Linked DNA regions of Homo sapiens: region 1 is linked to region 2. The links are chromatin contacts, found by Hi-C or POLR2A ChIA-PET in ENCODE. All regions are on one chromosome and are shown on one strand. The core of a region is the stretch at or near the end of the contact, and the rest is flanking DNA. Distances in the headings are between cores, read along the strand shown.

The links. Hi-C counts contacts between places; a loop is a spot of excess contacts on that map. ChIA-PET counts read pairs that join two places held with the same protein, here RNA polymerase II (POLR2A). Pooled maps may share reads with other maps.
Region 1: a map with no recorded cell type shows a loop between it and region 2 (2.1-fold over the local background). The contact joins the promoter of BCAT1-AS1 here to the promoter of KRAS in region 2. A Hi-C loop is called at or near these places in 2 of 37 single-sample maps with no recorded cell type and 2 of 50 pooled maps. POLR2A ChIA-PET finds 5 or more read pairs at or near these places in 2 of 52 experiments (A673 and activated naive CD8-positive, alpha-beta T cell).

The regions. Positions count from the first base shown.
Region 1 is chr12:24,816,106-24,821,769 of GRCh38, reverse strand. BCAT1-AS1 (BCAT1 antisense RNA 1) reads right to left here and starts at 1,912. Exons shown (of 4, transcript XR_007063245.1): 1 at 1,823-1,912. BCAT1 (branched chain amino acid transaminase 1) reads left to right here. Exons shown (of 11, transcript NM_005504.7): 11 at 3,721-5,664. The coding sequence ends at 3,762.
Region 2 is chr12:25,247,016-25,252,223 of GRCh38, reverse strand. It overlaps KRAS (KRAS proto-oncogene, GTPase), which reads left to right and starts at 1,295. Exons shown (of 5, transcript NM_004985.5): 1 at 1,295-1,473. RefSeq lists silencers at 735-1,584, 1,645-1,694.

The DNA.
Region 1 (5,664 bases), core at 663-3,162, 430 kb after region 2:
CATTATAATTAGTCATGCACTTCTCTCTGCTCTGGGGCTGTTTGAATCGTTCACTCTCTTTATACCTCCAGTGTTCAGCACAGAGCCTAGGGTATAATGCGTATGCAGTAATGTTTCTTGAAGGAGTGAATGGGCAAGTGAAACACCAAACAAATACTAAAGAGCAAAACATGTATTGCTCTTGTATATTAACACATTCCGAGAAGAGATGGGAGGAAGGTCTTGAATAATATCAAATTATTTCTTAAGAGATCTTGATTTAGATTTTTTTCAAAATGAGATACATGTTGACACTGCTGTCAACAAATAATCACATAAAAGCTAGAGCCTGGCTTTTAAGTATCAGGGGGAGCATGTGTGAATAATCAGCATTGCTGCTGTTGAAGCTCCATAAAGTGGGAAGCAGCGACTGCAAAGATCCAGAGATGGACATCTGAAGCATAGGAAAGGGGCAGCTTGAATGAGATAGGAGCAGGATCTGTATTGATTGCAGGTCACCAGATAGAATTAAAAAAATCTATGTTCTCACTAGTGGCTACAGTTTTCAAGGACAAATGACTATTAGTGGTTATTGTATTTTTCTTGTTTTCAATGGAGCAGCTCCATGACTTAGTTACATAAGAAGTTAAAGGCTCCACCCCCTTCCCTACCAATGTCTTAAGCTGTCCTCCGTGTGCATACAAACTTTGTTTCCAGACTGCCCTCGTGTGACTCAGTCCCTGGACCAGCTTCCCAGCCCCTTCTGTTTCCAGCACATCCTCCTCCACGTGTTACAGGATTACAAAGCTTTGCACAGCCTTTCAATAGGGTTTAGAGCAAGAATGACAGATTGCTACCTGGTAGGCAGCACTGACTATAGTTTTATTGGCGTTGCGTAGAGTGACTGCATGACATGCAGGTTGTGCTTTTGTTTTGCCAGGAATTTAAAGGCATTTAGCAAAGCCGTATGAAATTATCTGCCTTATGTACCTCGAATGTGAGGTAATGAACTTGTCATTAGTCGTGTTTTAGTTTAGTGTTCTCGCTGGAATTTGCAAAAGATTAAAATTCTGCACATTTCATTAAGTCTTCCACATGGGCTCAAAATACCATCCCGCAGGCTCGACCTGACTTGCCACGTTGCTTTGACACCATCTCTGATTCCAGTGAACAAAACTAAGTAAGTGTGACTTACAGCCGCCCTACCAAACATTGAAGGTGTGAGCCTGCACTGTTGTTTTGTAATGACAATGACAAGAGTATAATGACAAGAGTATAATGACATCCTAGTCCATGAAGACATGTTTTCTCTTTTCCCTCCCTCTATGTATACTTACTTACTCTTAAGGAAATAATATAATTTCTATTTCTGCTTAAATCTGCCATCTCTACTTAGAATTATTTTCCCTTGAAAAATTAAATTGCATTATCCATCAGCCAAATGGAAAATCTGATTACTAAATGCCTACTTCTAGACATTATGAATTACCTGTAATATCACATTTCTTGGGCACTTCTCAGAATGCTATGATTTTACATAAAAGCATAAATTACAGAATGAGAAGAGTAAAGCTTAGTGCATATTATGCAGGTTCGCAGAGTGATATGTGGCCTACGACTGTCATTGTAATCAAAATTGATTTTTGATCATTTATAAAACTAAAACAACTAATTGAAAGCAAATTTACTTTAACTGATGAAATTCAAGATGAAGTGACAGTAGTCATGAATCACAGTTCTGTAGATCTGCTAAAATGCCAATGAACTGTTATTAATGGTGAAAGTGTTTAATATATTAATGGGAATCCAAGTAAGGAAAATAAAACACATATTTTGCCCTTACCTTAAGTCATGTTGACATCATACATAAATCAGGTAGAATTTGAAGATGTTTCATCCAGCATTCATCATGAAGCAACAGAGTCAATAGCGGGCAGTTACAGTCTGTAGGCAATGCTTTCTGGTGTGGATTATGCAAGAAACTTACAGTCATTTGGCTTCCTTTATTCCCCTTTGCATGTAAACTACCAGGTGGTAGGTAGACCCATTCTTGGCTGCCAGTATTTTTACCACTTGGATAGATTCTGCTCTCTGAGGTCTTTAAGACAAACACAGCACATGTACATTGTGATATAGGAGAAAGAACATCAGACAGAGGCAGAGAACTGGGCTTGTCAAAATTAAGGGTGACCTAGAGCCTTAGTGTCCTTATATGTAAGATGAGAAGCTTGGATTAAAATTCATTGCTCCTTACACTTGATTTTTATGCAGCAGAACTTTCTTCAAAAGAGATCACTCCTGGAATCCCAATATACAAAATGGATAAAAGTAGGATTGTTCTGAAGTAAAGAAGTAAAATCCAGAGCCCCACTTATTTGAGTCATCTCCTACCTTTTAGATGGTTATTAACATTGTTTCTAGTTCAGAAATTCTGATGTTTTATATTAATTTAAACTAAAGTTAAATTAGGACTAGAAGAGCCATTTCGTGTGAAAATAGACATAGTCTGAGTGATTTAGGCAAACCCATAGTGACAGATTTAGTGGCCTGATACACTGGCTTGGAAAGATCTGTTCCAAGTCAGTCTCAATACACAAGGCTCGGTGAACACATGGCGAGCAGTCTTGGTGGTGGTCAAGAACATGGAATTTGCTGTGAGAGAGAGCTTGGTTAGGGTCTGGGCTCTTCCATCTGTTAACTGCAAACTTGAGCAAGTTATTCAATCTCCCTAATATTCAGTTTTCTCATTCATAAAATGGATTGATAATGGTACCTTCTATGTACAGTTACTGTGGGTATTAAATGAGGTAATAAGCCTGTAAAACTCCTGGCATGATGACATTGGCCTACATTAATTGCTCACAGAGTGAGAACTTATTATAAACACAGGCATTTTTGTTGAATGACTGACTGATTGAATGAATGAATATAGAACTAGCTTTCTATTTGTGATGTATGGAATATCTCTATTTCATTTAATTTCATTTTGAATATTAAAATTCAGGCTTGCTTTTAAACCAAAGTATTTGCTGATGCAAAGAATGAAATTCTGACTATGATACAGTTACATAACTTTTGAAGAAATAAGAAAAATGCTAACACAGCATGAACAACTTTGATTTAGAGAACAGAGTCTCTGTTAAAATCCATGGGACTTGTCAACTTCATATTTTTGTTTATGAGCATAAAACACTCTTTAGTGCATGTCGGAATCATTTGATGCTTGCTGAATCACAGGTTGCTGGAACCCATCCCCAGATTCTGATTCAGTCTGAGATGAGGTCTGGGAATTTGCATTTTTAACTTGTTGTCTGGTGATGCTGATGCTAGTGGTCTGAGAATACACTTTGAGGATCACTTTTTCACAGTAAAAGTCACAGTCATTAAGCAAGTTAACTCAATGAGAAATGATAATGAAAAGGCATGTACCTAAATAGATAAAGGACCTATACCAGCTATGAATTTGAGTTCAGCAATAATTGTAAAATTTGTAATTCTTTTCAGGTATTTGGTTTTTAAAAAACTCCCTATGTATGCTTTTATCTTATGTTTTATATGGTGTCCCTCTTTTCCTCTCTTTCTCTCTAATCCAGTTTTTAATGTGAACATGTTTAATGTGAAAATGTTGTTCAAAGCAGAAGCGAACCTTTTGTGTAACCTTGGCGGTATTAAGTTTGTTTGTAAGCTATTTCTGCCCTGTTAGCTTCTGTACTGAAACACGTTTTCTTGCTTTTGTTGCAGTATGGAAGAGAAGAGAGCGACTGGACAATTGTGCTATCCTGAATGGAAAATAGAGGATACAATGGAAAATAGAGGATACCAACTGTATGCTACTGGGACAGACTGTTGCATTTGAATTGTGATAGATTTCTTTGGCTACCTGTGCATAATGTAGTTTGTAGTATCAATGTGTTACAAGAGTGATTGTTTCTTCATGCCAGAGAAAATGAATTGCAATCATCAAATGGTGTTTCATAACTTGGTAGTAGTAACTTACCTTACCTTACCTAGAAAAACATTAATGTAAGCCATATAACATGGGATTTTCCTCAATGATTTTAGTGCCTCCTTTTGTACTTCACTCAGATACTAAATAGTAGTTTATTCTTTAATATAAGTTACATTCTGCTCCTCAAACAAATGCAATTTTTTGTGTGTGTTTGAAAGCTAATTTGAGAAAATTTCATAGGTTACATTTCCTGCAGCCTATCTTTATCCACAGAAAGTGTTTTCTTTTTTTTAAATCAAGACTTTTAAAACTGGATTTCCTCCCATCACTGTTTTTTGAAGGTCCTCCAAGTCCGTGTTAAGGTAAATATCTGTTTTCTTCCTGATGTCACAGCCTGAGCATACTCTGTGCATTAGGAAGACCTGAGTGCATTTCCCACCATTGTCCTTTCCACATTATGTTGTAGCTGGCTGGCTGTCAGGCGACTACAAGACTGAGGGTCTTGTGCCTTATAGATCTTTGTATCCCCCATGGCTGACATATAGTAGGTACTCAGTAAATGGTTTTATAATGAATCAGTGAACATTTTGCTTCTATAGAAGTGTACCTTCTTTGTTTCTATATTATGAAACCTCTTTATTAGAATTTGTGATTGATTCTGACAGTGTATAGATTTACCTTATATTGTCTTTATTTTCCATGAGCTACTAAGTCATTAGAGATACTCTGAAGCATAGTTAGTTTAGGAAATCACTTCATATTGATTGTATTAGAATTATCTTGGAATTGAAGATATATCCCTAGAGCAGGGGACCCCAACCCCCAGGCCATGGGCCACACAGCAGGAAGAGGTGAGTGGTGGGCCATTGAGGAGCTTCATCTGTATTTATGGCTACTTCCCATCACTCGAATTACCACCTGAACTCCACCTCTTGTCAGCTCAGTGGCAGCATTAGATTCTCATAGGAGCACAAATCCTATTGTGAACTCTGCATGCAAGGGATCTAGGCTATGCGCTCCTTATGAGAATCTAATGCTTGATGACCTGAGGTGTAACAGTTTCATCCTGAAACCACCCTTCACCCTGCAGTCTGTGGAAAAATTGTCTTCCACAAAACTGGTCCCTGGTGCCAAAAATGTTGGGGACCACTGCTCTAGAGAGAGGTCATGATATCATACCAACCAAATGGAAATGACAAATGTTTTATGTCAAGTGTTAATTGCAGAAATAAATCTTTTTTTTTTTTTTTTGGTAGAAAACAAAGAGGCATACTCTGATTTTTATACTCTGTTTTTGCAGGTGCTCTTTTCTTTGAATGGAGATTTGATGAGCAAGTGGTTAGGATGCAGGGAGAGCTACTATGGGTGATATTTTCCTTGTTTAGGAGCTGTGAGTTAAAATTGTATCCTTTGTGGTTTATCTAAGGAAAGTCAAATCTTGACAGAAAACATTTTTCCTTGGAAGGTCAACTCTCAGACATTGTATTTTGGTTTCCCTCAGTCCTCATAACTTCCTTCTTGCTGAACATATTTTATTCTCTTTTCAGAGAAGGAAAATAAAAAGGATTCTAAAAGTTTGATGCATTGGAAAAATTTCCTTGAGGCATTTAGCAACACATAGAAAATGGGCTTTGATTCTTTTCCAAAACTTTTAGCCATAGGGTCTTTTATAGACAGGGATAGTAAAATGAAAATTGAGAAATATAAGATGAAAAGGAATGATAAAAATATCTTTT
Region 2 (5,208 bases), core at 46-2,545:
ACTTTTCTCTTCTGCCCCTTCCACCTGGCGCTAGGAGGGGGAGACTGGAATAAACCTTGCAGATTACAGCCCGTGTAAGAGTAGAAAGGAAAGGATGACAGTTGATGTAAAGCCTTGGTTAACAGACATAATAGCTGGGATTTAAATTCAGCTTTATTGGTGGTTTATGATGTGGACTAGAGGAATGGAACTGAAAGTCTCGGAGGAGGGGCGATCCTATCAGGTACAGGCGCTGCTTTTCCAGCCCTCAATCCTCAAGACTCTCCCAAGATACATTTCTAGGTAGTTTATCAACACAGACTCCGGGTATGCTAGCATGTTTAATTGCCCCATTGTTTAATGTCTTAACTCCACGAACTTTAACTGATTAATCTGTCTTCTAATTAATGTTTGAATGACTCTCCTCAGGTCTAAACTACCAAGGCCATCTCTACTTAAAAACAGTTGTCTTTTGTTTGTGATTTCAGGGGCCCTGGGTATAAGCGAAGTCCCTGTTTAGAGACCTTGTGATGGGTTCAAAATATCAAGAAAGATAGCAAAATATCACAAGCCTCCTGACCCGAGAAGATTAGCGTTGAAAGGGTCTGTCGTGTTTGTTTGGGCCTGGGGCTAAATTCCCAGCCCAAGTGCTGAGGCTGATAATAATCGGGGCGGCGATCAGACAGCCCCGGTGTGGGAAATCGTCCGCCCGGTCTCCCTAAGTCCCCGAAGTCGCCTCCCACTTTTGGTGACTGCTTGTTTATTTACATGCAGTCAATGATAGTAAATGGATGCGCGCCAGTATAGGCCGACCCTGAGGGTGGCGGGGTGCTCTTCGCAGCTTCTCTGTGGAGACCGGTCAGCGGGGCGGCGTGGCCGCTCGCGGCGTCTCCCTGGTGGCATCCGCACAGCCCGCCGCGGTCCGGTCCCGCTCCGGGTCAGAATTGGCGGCTGCGGGGACAGCCTTGCGGCTAGGCAGGGGGCGGGCCGCCGCGTGGGTCCGGCAGTCCCTCCTCCCGCCAAGGCGCCGCCCAGACCCGCTCTCCAGCCGGCCCGGCTCGCCACCCTAGACCGCCCCAGCCACCCCTTCCTCCGCCGGCCCGGCCCCCGCTCCTCCCCCGCCGGCCCGGCCCGGCCCCCTCCTTCTCCCCGCCGGCGCTCGCTGCCTCCCCCTCTTCCCTCTTCCCACACCGCCCTCAGCCGCTCCCTCTCGTACGCCCGTCTGAAGAAGAATCGAGCGCGGAACGCATCGATAGCTCTGCCCTCTGCGGCCGCCCGGCCCCGAACTCATCGGTGTGCTCGGAGCTCGATTTTCCTAGGCGGCGGCCGCGGCGGCGGAGGCAGCAGCGGCGGCGGCAGTGGCGGCGGCGAAGGTGGCGGCGGCTCGGCCAGTACTCCCGGCCCCCGCCATTTCGGACTGGGAGCGAGCGCGGCGCAGGCACTGAAGGCGGCGGCGGGGCCAGAGGCTCAGCGGCTCCCAGGTGCGGGAGAGAGGTACGGAGCGGACCACCCCTCCTGGGCCCCTGCCCGGGTCCCGACCCTCTTTGCCGGCGCCGGGCGGGGCCGGCGGCGAGTGAATGAATTAGGGGTCCCCGGAGGGGCGGGTGGGGGGCGCGGGCGCGGGGTCGGGGCGGGCTGGGTGAGAGGGGTCTGCAGGGGGGAGGCGCGCGGACGCGGCGGCGCGGGGAGTGAGGAATGGGCGGTGCGGGGCTGAGGAGGGTGAGGCTGGAGGCGGTCGCCGCTGGTGCTGCTTCCTGGACGGGGAACCCCTTCCTTCCTCCTCCCCGAGAGCCGCGGCTGGAGGCTTCTGGGGAGAAACTCGGGCCGGGCCGGCTGCCCCTCGGAGCGGTGGGGTGCGGTGGAGGTTACTCCCGCGGCGCCCCGGCCTCCCCTCCCCCTCTCCCCGCTCCCGCACCTCTTGCCTCCCTTTCCAGCACTCGGCTGCCTCGGTCCAGCCTTCCCTGCTGCATTTGGCATCTCTAGGACGAAGGTATAAACTTCTCCCTCGAGCGCAGGCTGGACGGATAGTGGTCCTTTTCCGTGTGTAGGGGATGTGTGAGTAAGAGGGGAGGTCACGTTTTGGAAGAGCATAGGAAAGTGCTTAGAGACCACTGTTTGAGGTTATTGTGTTTGGAAAAAAATGCATCTGCCTCCGAGTTCCTGAATGCTCCCCTCCCCCATGTATGGGCTGTGACATTGCTGTGGCCACAAAGGAGGAGGTGGAGGTAGAGATGGTGGAAGAACAGGTGGCCAACACCCTACACGTAGAGCCTGTGACCTACAGTGAAAAGGAAAAAGTTAATCCCAGATGGTCTGTTTTGCTTGGTCAAGTTAAACCCGAAGAAAACCCGCAGAGCAGAAGCAAGGCTTTTTCCTTGCTAGTTGAGTGTAGACAGCAATAGCAAAAATAGTACTTGAAGTTTAATTTACCTGTTCTTGTCCTTTCCCCTATTTCTTATGTATTACCCTCATCCCCTCGTCTCTTTTATACTACCCTCATTTTGCAGATGTGTTCTACATCTCAAGAGTTATTACAGTACTCCAAAACAGCACTTACATGATTTTTTAAACTTACAGAGGAATTGTAGCAATCCACCAGCTAACCGCCTGAAATAGACTTAAACATGTGCATCTCCTTTTTTTTTTTTTTTTTGAGACACAGTCTCGCTCTGTTGCCCAGGCTGGAGTGCAATGGCGCGGTATCGGCTCACTGAAACCTCCGCCTCCTGGGTTCAAGCAATTCTCCTGCCTCAGCCTCCCGAGTAGCTGGGACTAGTAGGTGCACGCCACCATGCCCAGCTAATTTTTGTATTTTTAGTAGAGACAGAGTTTCATCATGTTGGTCAGGATGGTCTCCATCTGCTCTGTTGCCCAGGCTGGAGTGCAGTGGCGCCGTCTCGGCTCACTGCAACCTCTGCCTCCTGCATTCAAGCAATTCTCCTGCCTCAGCCTCCCGAATAACTGGGATTACAGGTGTCTGCTGCCATGCCCGGCTAATTTTTTGTATTTTTAGTAGAGACGGGGGTTTCACCATGTTGGTCAGGCTGGTCTAGAACTCCTGACCTCGTGATCTGCCCGCCTCGGCCTCCCACAGTGGCATGTGCATCTTATAGCTGAAGTCTAAGCCTTCTTAAATCTTGAGATCCATCAAAACAGACAGGTTTTCTAATTGTTATACAATGTATATGTTATGTTTATAATAGAAATCATTTTACAAATAAGTTATAAATGGGAAAGGTCTATTTGTAATTATCAGCTCAGAATTAACCATAAAACTGGTGTCACTGAAGTGACTGAGGTCCAAAATGCTGACTCTGCATGTTATAGACTACAGATATCAAATATGGTTGCTAACAATAGTTTACTTTGAGACTGTAGCCATCCACAGTATATTTGCTTTTAAGAGATGGTAGATGGTAATTCAGTTTTATGAAAAATAAAAATGAATTTTCTTCCATTACAAAATTGTTGGATTCGAGTCCAGTCCACTCCTTACTAGCTTTTCTAACTCTCGGTGAGGGATCCCCTCCCAGCCCATGATCTTCATTTGGTAAGACTCCTTTGGAACCCAGTTCTCTCTAGTGGATTTAAATGTGATTTGGTTTTAAAAATCTCATTCAAGGAATTTTTTTTTTTTCTGGAAACAACCACCGCATAAACAAGTAAACCGGAAGATACATGTGGCTCTGAATTCATATATATACACAAACTCTAATCCAATGTCTGTCCACAGTATTTCCTAGGCTAGTAAACTTTTTGGCCTTAACGACCCCTCTACCCTCTTTGTTTTTTTGAGAGAGAGAGTCTCACTCTGTCACCCAGGCCGGAATGCAGTGGCGCGATCTCGGCCCGCTACTACCTCCGACTCTCAGGCTCAAGCGATTCTCCCGCCTCAGCTTCCCGAGTAGCCGGGATTACAGGCTCCCGCCACCGGGCTAATTGTATTTTTAGATACGGGATTTCACCATGTTGGCCAGGCTGGTCTCGACCTCCTGACCTCAGGTGATCCGCCCGCCTAAGCCTCCCAAAGTGCTGGGATTACAGGCCACCACACCCGGCCTACACTCTTAAAAATTATCGAAGGGGCCGGGCACATTGGCTCTTATCTGTAATCCCAGCACTTTGGGAGACTGAGGCGGGAGGATCGCTTGAGGCCAGGAGTTGGAGACCAGCGTACTCAACATAGTGAGACCTTGTTATAAAGAAAAAAAAAATCCAGGATTAAAAAAAATCTTTGATTTGTTTGGGATTTATTAATATTTACCGTATTGGAAATTAAAACAATTTTTTAAAATGTATTCATTTAAAAATAATAAGCCCATTACTTGGTAACATGAATAAAATATTTTATGAAAAATAACTATTTTCCAAAACAAAACCAAAACTTAGAAAAGTGGTATTGTTTCACACTTCAGTAAATCTCTTTAATGATGTGGCTTAATAGAAGATATGGATTCTTATATCTGCATCTGCATTCAATCTATTATGATCACACATCTGGAAAACTTGTGAAAGAATGGGAGTTAAAAGGGTAAAGGACATCTTAATGTTATTATGAAAACAGTTTTGACCTCTTGCACACCAGAAAAGTCTTAGTAACCTGAGGGGTTCCTAGACCACATTTTGAGAACTGTTTTAGGCTATGCAAACTGGTTGGGGGGAGGTTGGGGTAGGCAGAGAGCTAGAAGATACATTTTAGTGTAATTCTCCTCATCTATTCCTAATTGCTTTGGCCTACATTTGAAATAAAGCGTGGAGGCAAACGGGATAAGATACATGTTTGTAGTGGTTGTTAACTTCACCCTAGACAAGCAGCCAATAAGTCTAGGTAGAGCAGAGTAAGGCGGGGAACTATGCCGTGACCGTGTGTGATACAATTTTTCTAGCCTGTGGTGCTTTTTGCGGCAGGGCTTAGGAGTAAGGTTAGTATGTTATCATTTGGGAAACCAAATTATTATTTTGGGTCTTCAGTCAATTATGATGCTGTGTATATTTAGTGTTTATCTACAATATATGCACATTCATTAATTTGGAGCTACTCATCCTATAATAAATAGTTGTGCATTTACTCCCATTTTTTTCTGCATTTCTCTCCTTATTTATAATTATGTGTTACATGAGGGAAAGGAGGTGAAATTAAACATTCATATTATTTCAAAAAATTTGAAACAACTAACTAAAAAATATGTTTTATTTTCTGTATGGTGTTTGTTATACAATCTGTCAATA